2 separate regions of the Homo sapiens genome follow, and region 1 is linked to region 2. Evidence: read pairs that join two places in POLR2A ChIA-PET (ENCODE). Cell type or tissue: GM12878. All regions are shown on one strand. Links, peaks and the distances in the headings refer to the core of each region. The heading gives the core; the rest is flanking DNA. Region 1 overlaps USP47 (ubiquitin specific peptidase 47). Region 2 overlaps EIF4G2 (eukaryotic translation initiation factor 4 gamma 2).

Region 1 (4,403 bases), core at 223-4,222, 1.1 Mb after region 2:
TTCTGAAGTATTAGTGTATTCCTGACAAGTCTCCTCACATCCTTTGACATGTTTGTTTTCCTTGAGTATATAAGCAAGAGGAAATAAATTACATGTTTTTAGAAAAACTGATATAAATCCTAGATAAGGAAAATAAAATTTTTTGAGAAATTTGAGCCTACAGCTAGATATTCTGGATGTAATTTGACAGTGGTAGAAAAGCTAAGGCTAAGAAGACTTTTCTCTTCTTTTAATTTGTATAAACGTATGGGATACAAGCATAATTTTTTTTTTCTTTATTAGAGATAGGGTCTCGCCATGTTGCCCAGGCTGGTCTCGAACTCCTGGGCTCAAGTGATCCTCCCACCTTGGCCTCCCAGATTATTGGGATTACAGGCATGAGCCACCACACCCAGCCTACAAGTGTAATTTTGTTACATGCATAGATTGTGTAGTAGTGAAGGCAGGTATTTTAGGGTATACATTGCCTGAACAACATACATTGTACCCTTTAATTAATCTTTCATCATCTACCCCCCTCCCACCCACTTAGGGCTAAGAAGACTGAGCCATTTAGGGGAAATTGCAGAGGGATACTAGTGGGAATGGAGTTGAAGATAAAGTGGATACTAAGAAAGTCTTGAATTTTTATATTAGTATAGTTTGCATTATTTTCCGATTATAATGATTTATAGAGATTGTTTATTAGAAAGGCTTGATTATTTACAGATGTTGTGATTTGATTTTTAAATTGACGAGTCATGGGAAATGTGGTATATTTTAATGATGTACTTTACTTCAGTTTTCATCCACTTTAAAATGGAAGCATTCAAAACATGAAATCACAAAAATAGAAAAGCAATTTGATGCTCAAAAACTTAGAAACTGAAAAAAGGCTAAAAAATTATAACTTGATGATGTTTTTACTCTTAGTTCTCTTGTATTTACATTTATTCCTAAATCGAAATACACTGAGTAAAAAGTTCAGTCAGATTTTTAAAAAATATGATCAGACTTGTCATATTTAAGAACACAGCTTTCTGCTGCTTAACTTCTATAGCTAACACTTTAGATTTTAAGTAAACAACGTGAATTTTAATACAGAAAGTAAATTTTTTGAAGGGATCCTTGAGTATTAAGCCAATTATAACTGTTCTTTAATCTTTACTGTCCACTGTCAGTATTTTAGTAGTATTTAGGAAATTGGACATCTTTATTTAAATTTTCAGAATACCTACAAATGCATTCTTAGTTATTTGATTATTTCTCATGCTATGTAACTATCTTTTTAATGTTAACTTTTACATTGAATAAATCATTTATTTATTTTAATGTTTAAGTTTTTCCACATTTGGCCAGTGCGAGCCCTTTCACCTGACTTTATATGTCCTCTTAACGTACATACACCATTCTTTGAGCGCTTATTTTCTGGCAGTACAAGGTATCCCAAATTATTGTAATTTCTCAGCCCTAATTCTAAGATTAGCCATTTCTGCAAAGACCTCTAGGTTCTTTTTCTGGAGAATGATACTTAGAAATTGAGATCTGGGTTCTAATTGTACTACTATTATGGTGATAGCATTGCTTCTAGTCCTTTCAGTGGAAGGAGCTAGAAAATATGCATACAAACACATATGTGAGTGAGAGCTATATTTATTTTATATCTATTTCTCTCTAATATGTATGTATATATCCACTCAAATTATATTAATTCCTTTAATAAACAGTTAAAAAAATTTTTTTGTATTACAAGAAAAATGTAGGAATTTATTTTATGCTTATATTTATTTATACATATTTATAATATGCCTATATGTAGTATGTGTTTGTAATGTAGACATGTTGGAAACCTAGTGTGTTGGCAGTTTTGCTTCTTCCACAAATTTATGGAGTTAAGCTATTTATAAAAAATTTATTTTTTTAAATTGTAAAATACACATAACATAACATTTACTGTCTTAACTGTCTTTAAGTATGTACAGTTCGGTGGTACTAAGTACATTCTTATTGTTGTACTACCATCACCATCATCTATCCACAGAACTCTTTTCATCTTACAAAACTGAAACCATGTACCTATTAAATAACTCGCCATTCCTCTCTGCCCCTAACCTCTGGCAACCACCATTCTACTTTCCATCTCGGTGAATTTGACTAGTGTAGATATCTCATATAGTATTTGTCTTTGTGACTGGCTTATTTCACTTAGCATAATGTCCTCAAGGTTTTTTCATATTGTGGAATTGTTTCAGGATTTCATTCCTTTTTGAAACTGTGTATGTGTGTATATCATATTTATACATTATAGAATATAATCTTATTTTTAATGTAAAGTAGATTTTTAGCATTTTTATTTCTATTTAGATAACTTTCTTTAGCCATTTTCTTTTAGGTTAGGTCTGCTGGCATCAAATCTTTTCATTTTTCTTCATCTGAGAATGTCTTGATTTCTCTATGATTCCTGAAGGATATTTTCACTGGAAATGTAATTCTGGGTTGACAGCTCTTCTTTCAGCCCTTGAAGTGTTGTGCCACTTCCTTCTGCCTCTGTTGTGATGTGATCAGAGAAATCTGCTGTCATTTGAATTGTTTTACCCTTATAGTTAAGATGGGTTTTCCCCTAAATACTTGCAAAAATCTTTCTCTTTGTCTTTAGTTCTTAAGGGATTTGATTATGATGCGTCTTGAGATGGATTTCTTTAGGTTTACCTTATTTGGGGTTTGCTCAGCTTCTTGATTATATAGGTTAATGTCTTTTGCCAAATTTGGGAAGTTTTCAGCAGTTATTTCTTTGAGTACTTTTTAAACCTGCCCTCTTTCTCCTTTTCTTCCCAGTTCTGAATGACATGAATGTTGGATCTTTTGTTATAGTCCTACAGGTGCTTGCCACTGATCATTGTTTTAGGGTCTGTTTTTTCTTTATTGTTCAAACTGGGTAATTTCCATTGTTTTTATCTTCAGTTCACTGATTCTTTTGTCATCTTCATTCTGCTGTTGGGCCCACCTAATTAGTTTTCATTTCGGTTTTATCTGTTATTTATTTGCTGAGACTTTCTGTTTTTTTTCAGGCGTTTAGTAATTGCTTGTTGAAACATTGCTGGATCTTATGGTAATACTATGTTTAGTTTTGTGAGTAACCACCAGACTGTTTTCCACAGTGGCTGCACCATTTTACATTCCTACCAGCAATGCACAAGAGTTCCAGTTTCCCCACATCCTTACCAACACTTTTTATTTATTTTCCTTATCTCTCTCTCTTTTTTTCATTTCAATGGCCATCTTATAATGGGTGTGAAGTCGTTACTCTTTGTGGTTTCTGATTTGCATTTCCCTGATTACTGATGTTGACCATCTTTTTATGTGCTTGTTGGCTATTTTTACATATTCTTTGGAGAAATGTTTAAGTTCTTTGTCCATTTTTTAATCAGGGTGTTAGGGTTTTTCTGTTGTTATGTTATAAGAATTCTTTATATATTTGGGGTATTAATCTCTTATACAGTTTGCAAATATTTTCTCCCATTCTGAGTTGTCTTTTTACTCTGATAGTGCCCTTTGATGTACAAAAGTTTTAATTTTGATGAAGTCCAAGTTACTTATTTTTCTTTTGCTGCCTGTGTCTTGGTATCATTTCCAAGAAATCATTGCCAAATCCAGTGTCATGAAACTTTTTCCCTTTGTTTTCTTCTAAGAGTTTTTATAGTTTTAGCTCTTACATATAGGTCTTTATCTATTTTTAGTTAATCTTTGTAGCTATTCATTTCCCTCCTATCTCCTTTGTTAAAGAGAAAATAAAAGCTTCATGACCAAAGATTGAACACTGAGTAACAATTTTACTATTAAACTGGGAACTAGATCCAATAACAAAGGGGTGGTGGTCAGGATAAGACTCAAGGCTCAGGAGAGGGAAAGTGGTAGGTTTTTTAAGAGCTGAAACCCATGAACAATCTGTTTCATATCAGATAAGCAAAGTCTGTCTGTGCCTGATTAGATGGCATATGTGAGCTAATTGTTTAGGCATTGTGTTCCCCTGAGTTGGTGGTGGTTCTTCTGGAAAGTTGTCGTGGTGATGAACATGATTATGGTACTAGGTGAAGATGGCACTATGGTAGTTTAGTAGAAATCAGGCATGTTTCACTGTCATCAGTCTAGGTGGCTAGGTCAGGATTCATCACCTTCCTTCTGGGGTCACTTTCTTTTTTCCTATAATACATTTTTTAAGGAGTTTCTTTAATGATAATCTATTGGTGACAGAAATCTCTGTTTTTGCATTCCTGATAGATATTTTTGCTGTTTATAGCATTCTGGGATAACAGTTATTTTCTCTCACAACAATGAAAGTATCATGCTCCAGTCTTATGGCCCACACTTTTTCCTATTGACAAATTAGGCATTAGTCTAGTTGTTTCTTTTAAGGTAATCTGTTG
Region 2 (4,331 bases), core at 332-4,331:
ACACATCACTACATCAAGTATCACAATGTTTATTGATAGATACAAGTATATAAAATCAGGGCATGAACATGACTTGATAAATTAAGTAGACTTAATTTCAATACTATAATAGGAGGGACCAATTCAAATTCTCACCATTTGTTTCACACCCACAAAAACCACTTCAAGGGCATTAACGATCTCTCAAAACTGATCAGTTTTGTGCAAGTAAACCATGTTTCTTTTAAAAAGACTTGTGCACTTGCCCAGGCTCAAGGATATTAAAATCTAGCACATAAAGCCCATTACTAGAGGTAGAAATACAGGCAATATACTATTACGGCAACAACCATCAATTACAGTTAAGAATTTTTCTGTAACAACCAAATGGATAATCAAATATTGCAACAACTCAAGTATTACTGAGCAAAGTGCATTTCTACAGTATTCAGTGTTGCTATTCAGTTTTCTAACTTAAAACAGCCTATGATAACTGGCAGCAAAGAAGGTCCTTGCAATAGACTGCCTCTGCTTGAGAACTTATGATGTAATTATTGCATGCTGCTAATATACTATCTAAACATTAAAGATACTCCTAAAATATTTGATGGTAGACTATGATTAAGACATTACACTACAAAAAAACCTTATGCAGAAGGAAATCCTAACTGACGTGCTTCTGCTTTAAATATTGTGAAAACATTACAGCGGAATGAATTTTCGCAGTGGTTAGGTCAAATGCAGTTACATCATAGCAACAGTATGTTTTGCACAATTTAAGGCTTTGGCTGGTTCTTTAGTCAGCTTCTTCCTCTGATTCTTCTTCTTCAGCAGTTTCTAACCAGGTTAGCCACTGATTCACCTATAAATTAAGATTTGTAAATTAAAATAGTTCATGATATAAACAGAAATCCATCCAAAAAGTTTTAGGTGGTACTACACAGTTTTAGAATATGAAACAAGGATATCCCTACCAACAATTTGTATATTAAGTTAACGAACAGTGGTATATTATCCAGATTTGGGACAACACAGAGCTAAAGATTTAATCCTGCAAGGATGATCCTCGTGAATCTTGTTTATCATCAGCAATAAAAAGGTAGGAAGATGCTGCAGGACCAATGTTTCTCAAGCCTGGGCCCCCTGGAAAACTAGTAGCATGAGAAAGAATCACCTGGATTTTGTACCACAGACCTACTAAACCAGAATCTCTAGGAATAGGCCTGGAACCTGCTTTTTAAACTGCTCTTCAGGTGATTTGAGAGAATGCCCTGATGTTCTTCCCCTAGGGCTACAAGTTCATTCAATAAGAAAAAATCAAATTGTGAGAAATCAGAAACATCTCCTCTTTTTAGAAAAATATATAGTATTTAAACTTTTTTTCTTTTTTTGAGACACAGTCTCACTCTGTTGCCCAGACTAGAGTGCAGTGGTGTGATCTCAGCTCACTGCAACCTCTGCCTCCTGGGCTCAAGACATCCTCCCGAGTAGCTGGGACCAGGACCACAGAACATGTCACCACGTCTGGCTAATTTTTTGTATTTTTTAGAGACAGGGTTTCACTATGCTGCCCAGGCTGGTCTTGAACTCCTGAGCTCAAGTGATCCTCCCACCTCAGCCTCTTAAAGTGCTAGGATTACAGGCATGAGCCACGTGCCCAGCTACAATTTCCTCTTTACTGATGTTTTTAAAAAAGCTTAAATCGAAACTTGTACAGTCACTCCCATGTATATAAGTAGCTATACTCCTTGAAAAGTTAGCTACCTCTAACATCTTATACACCACTAGAATTGATTCATTGTGTAGCTTTACTTAATAATAGCTTCAAATAGTGCAGAATGAAATGTACAGGTGAAGACAAACTACTAACTAGGACTACCTTGCCTGTATTTCAGTTGAAAAAGGCTCTTAACTTGAAGTTAATACCAAGCAAACTGAAGTAAGCAGACCAAATTTTTAACAAAAGACTTACCTGGAACAAAGCCTTGCCTTTTCCCGGAAACTCTTGGGTTATATCTTCTTTCCAAGCCAAGAAAGCTTCTTCTTCAATAATTTCCATGTCATAGAAGTGCACAAAAAAGCGAAGTAACATGCCTTAAAAAAAAAAAAAAAAAGAAAAAAGTAATAAGCCCATTATTTAGTGTTCTGTTTAAGAACTTCCTCACGCCGTTCTTCTGATACAAGTCCTCTCACCTTTTGGGAAGTTGCTGTTATAGCAGTGCACCTGGAGAGCATACAGGGCACTGACTTGTAGATCAACGTGATCATGAAGAAATTTCTGCATTACTGGCTTGAAAGATAGTAGTAGTTGTTTTTCCTGCTCTAACTGTTCTTTGGAAGGAGCAGAGGATGAATCTGTTTCATCGCTGGGGGGGTTTACTTCACTAGAAATGTACTGTAAGAAGCTGGACAGAAAGAGGTCTTGTTAGAACCCAACAGTGAGTTTTCTTGCTCAAGAGACAACTCTTAGTCTCCTACGCTTCTTTTCCAGTACATGAAACATTACCATATGCAGAAAACCATTCGTCTTACCTAGTCATTAAGATGTTCACAAATCCTTTATCTACATGAAGTTTGGGAGAGATGTTATCTTTAATCCATTTATATATGGTTTGAGGGGATGGATCCAACTTTATTTGCTTCAACAGTTCCTTCTCCAATTTGAGGAGTGGGAATAAGAAACTCAGTCCCTTTCCTTCCAAAATCTCCAACATGCGGTCCTTATTCTGATCAATTTCTGAAGAGACAAAGCCACCTGCATCATCTAATAGTTCATTTTACCAAGTTGTCCTGTCCAGAGAGCAGAGCTTCACAAATGATGTCCCCAAGTATGTAAGATCCATGTAGCAGAATAGAGAACCAACCCAGCAAATGAAAAAAACTCAACATACGGATCAAATGAAAGTAGTTAAATTATAAATCTCTCTTTATAGGTGAGATCTGTGGTAATGTTTATCATTATCTGAGCAGGACAATCAGACTGTCTGACCTACATAAATCCACTCAAGGTACCTGAAATCTCTAGATATAATATTAAAAAAACAAAACAAACAAGTCAGCATTCTCTTACCTGGGAGCATTTTCTGCATATTGACCTTGCTTTGTTGAAAAAGTTCTGTTAACCATTCTCGATCTTGTAATTTAGCTAACTGCTGAAGACAAAGTAGGAAGAGAGGAAAATGGGTGCCACTTTCTAGTGGTTGAGCTAGTTCTGAAATGCTCACCAGCTCTGAAATGATGGCACGAGCTGCAAACTGTGCTAAATAGGATTTCACCAAAGGGATGTCAACCTCCAGTTTGGGACACTGGTCCAATACATTCAGGAAAGCCTTGAAAGAAATATACAACAGTTTATCAGTTTTCGAATTTGAGTGGTAAGAGTTCTTACCACACAATCAGTAAAGTGTCCTACCTGCATGAAGTTGTCACTTGTGGCTATCCCTTCCTGTTTGAGTAAACTGATCAAAGAACTTGCTTTTTCTTTATCTTCATCGCTTCTATCTAGTGACAGGATGATTACTTTGCTTAACATCTCAGGAAGAAAGTGTTTAGGAGCCCTCATTTCTCTTACACCATTGACAGCCTCATTTGCATTTCCACTATTTAGATATTCAGTCACAACAGTTTCCTGTGAAGAACACAAGTATCTTTAATGTATTCTCTATCTCAAATACAGGCTAATTACACTAAAATGGGATATTTGAAACTTACAGTTAGTTTAAGGAGTTCTTCCTTTGACGGTGGTGGCTTTTTGCTGGTCTTGGCAGGCTTTTCCTGGATAAGCGGTGGATTAGTTTTGAGACCAAGCTGAGGTGTCTAAAAAACAAGCAATGACAGACTTTTTTTAAAAAGAGGACTATGAAATTAGGGGGAAGAACACACTAAATTTAGAAAAAAGTCTTCAGATATCTTTAGAAAATGCTGTCCTACTATGGTCTGTACCTGTCCCAGAGGTGGTGTTTGAGTGCGTGGTGGTTGTGCACTAGGAGGAATCATAGTTATCTGGGGCTGAAGCTTTGGCACTTGATTTTTATTCATTAGGAACGACTGAGCAGGCCTCAGGCTAATCTGGAATTGAAAACAAAATATATCTAAATTAACAACATGCAGTTGGCGAACATATTAAATACAACATTCTAAAATCCTATACAGTGACAGAATCTAGGGAAACATTAAGCTTTTTGAAAAACTAAAGAAGGTACTCCACATTAACAGGTTTAATTTTTGGCAAAAAATTTAAAGATCTGATGCATACAGTAGTAAGATACTATTATAAATCTTACATTCTCTTAGAATTAGCATGACTAAAATATTCAAATAAAAAACTGCAAATTTAACTACAGTTTAGAAAA

What was found. ChIA-PET counts read pairs that join two places held together with the same protein. Peaks named below come from ENCODE experiments on the same cell type or tissue, not always from the same donor. Only the 100,000 strongest peaks of a DNase experiment are listed, where the experiment ranks them.
Region 1: POLR2A ChIA-PET joins it to region 2 with 5 read pairs; 5 of 35 experiments call an interaction of 5 or more read pairs at or near these places.

Annotation. Positions count from the first base shown.
Region 1 is chr11:11,862,460-11,866,862 of GRCh38, forward strand. All of the region lies in intron 1 of USP47 (ubiquitin specific peptidase 47), which reads left to right. Among named protein-coding and RNA genes, the nearest start is that of USP47, 23 kb to the left of the region's middle. In GM12878, for the core only: no CTCF peak of the experiment used is centred there; no DNase peak of the experiment used is centred there; H3K27ac peaks cover 1,003 bases.
Region 2 is chr11:10,797,041-10,801,371 of GRCh38, forward strand. EIF4G2 (eukaryotic translation initiation factor 4 gamma 2) reads right to left here. Exons shown (of 22, transcript NM_001418.4): 15 at 3,922-4,047; 16 at 3,691-3,795; 17 at 3,392-3,607; 18 at 3,050-3,308; 19 at 2,512-2,716; 20 at 2,173-2,384; 21 at 1,952-2,073; 22 at 14-841. The coding sequence ends at 776. Among named protein-coding and RNA genes, the nearest start is that of SNORD97, 2.4 kb to the right of the region's middle. In GM12878, for the core only: no CTCF peak of the experiment used is centred there; no DNase peak of the experiment used is centred there.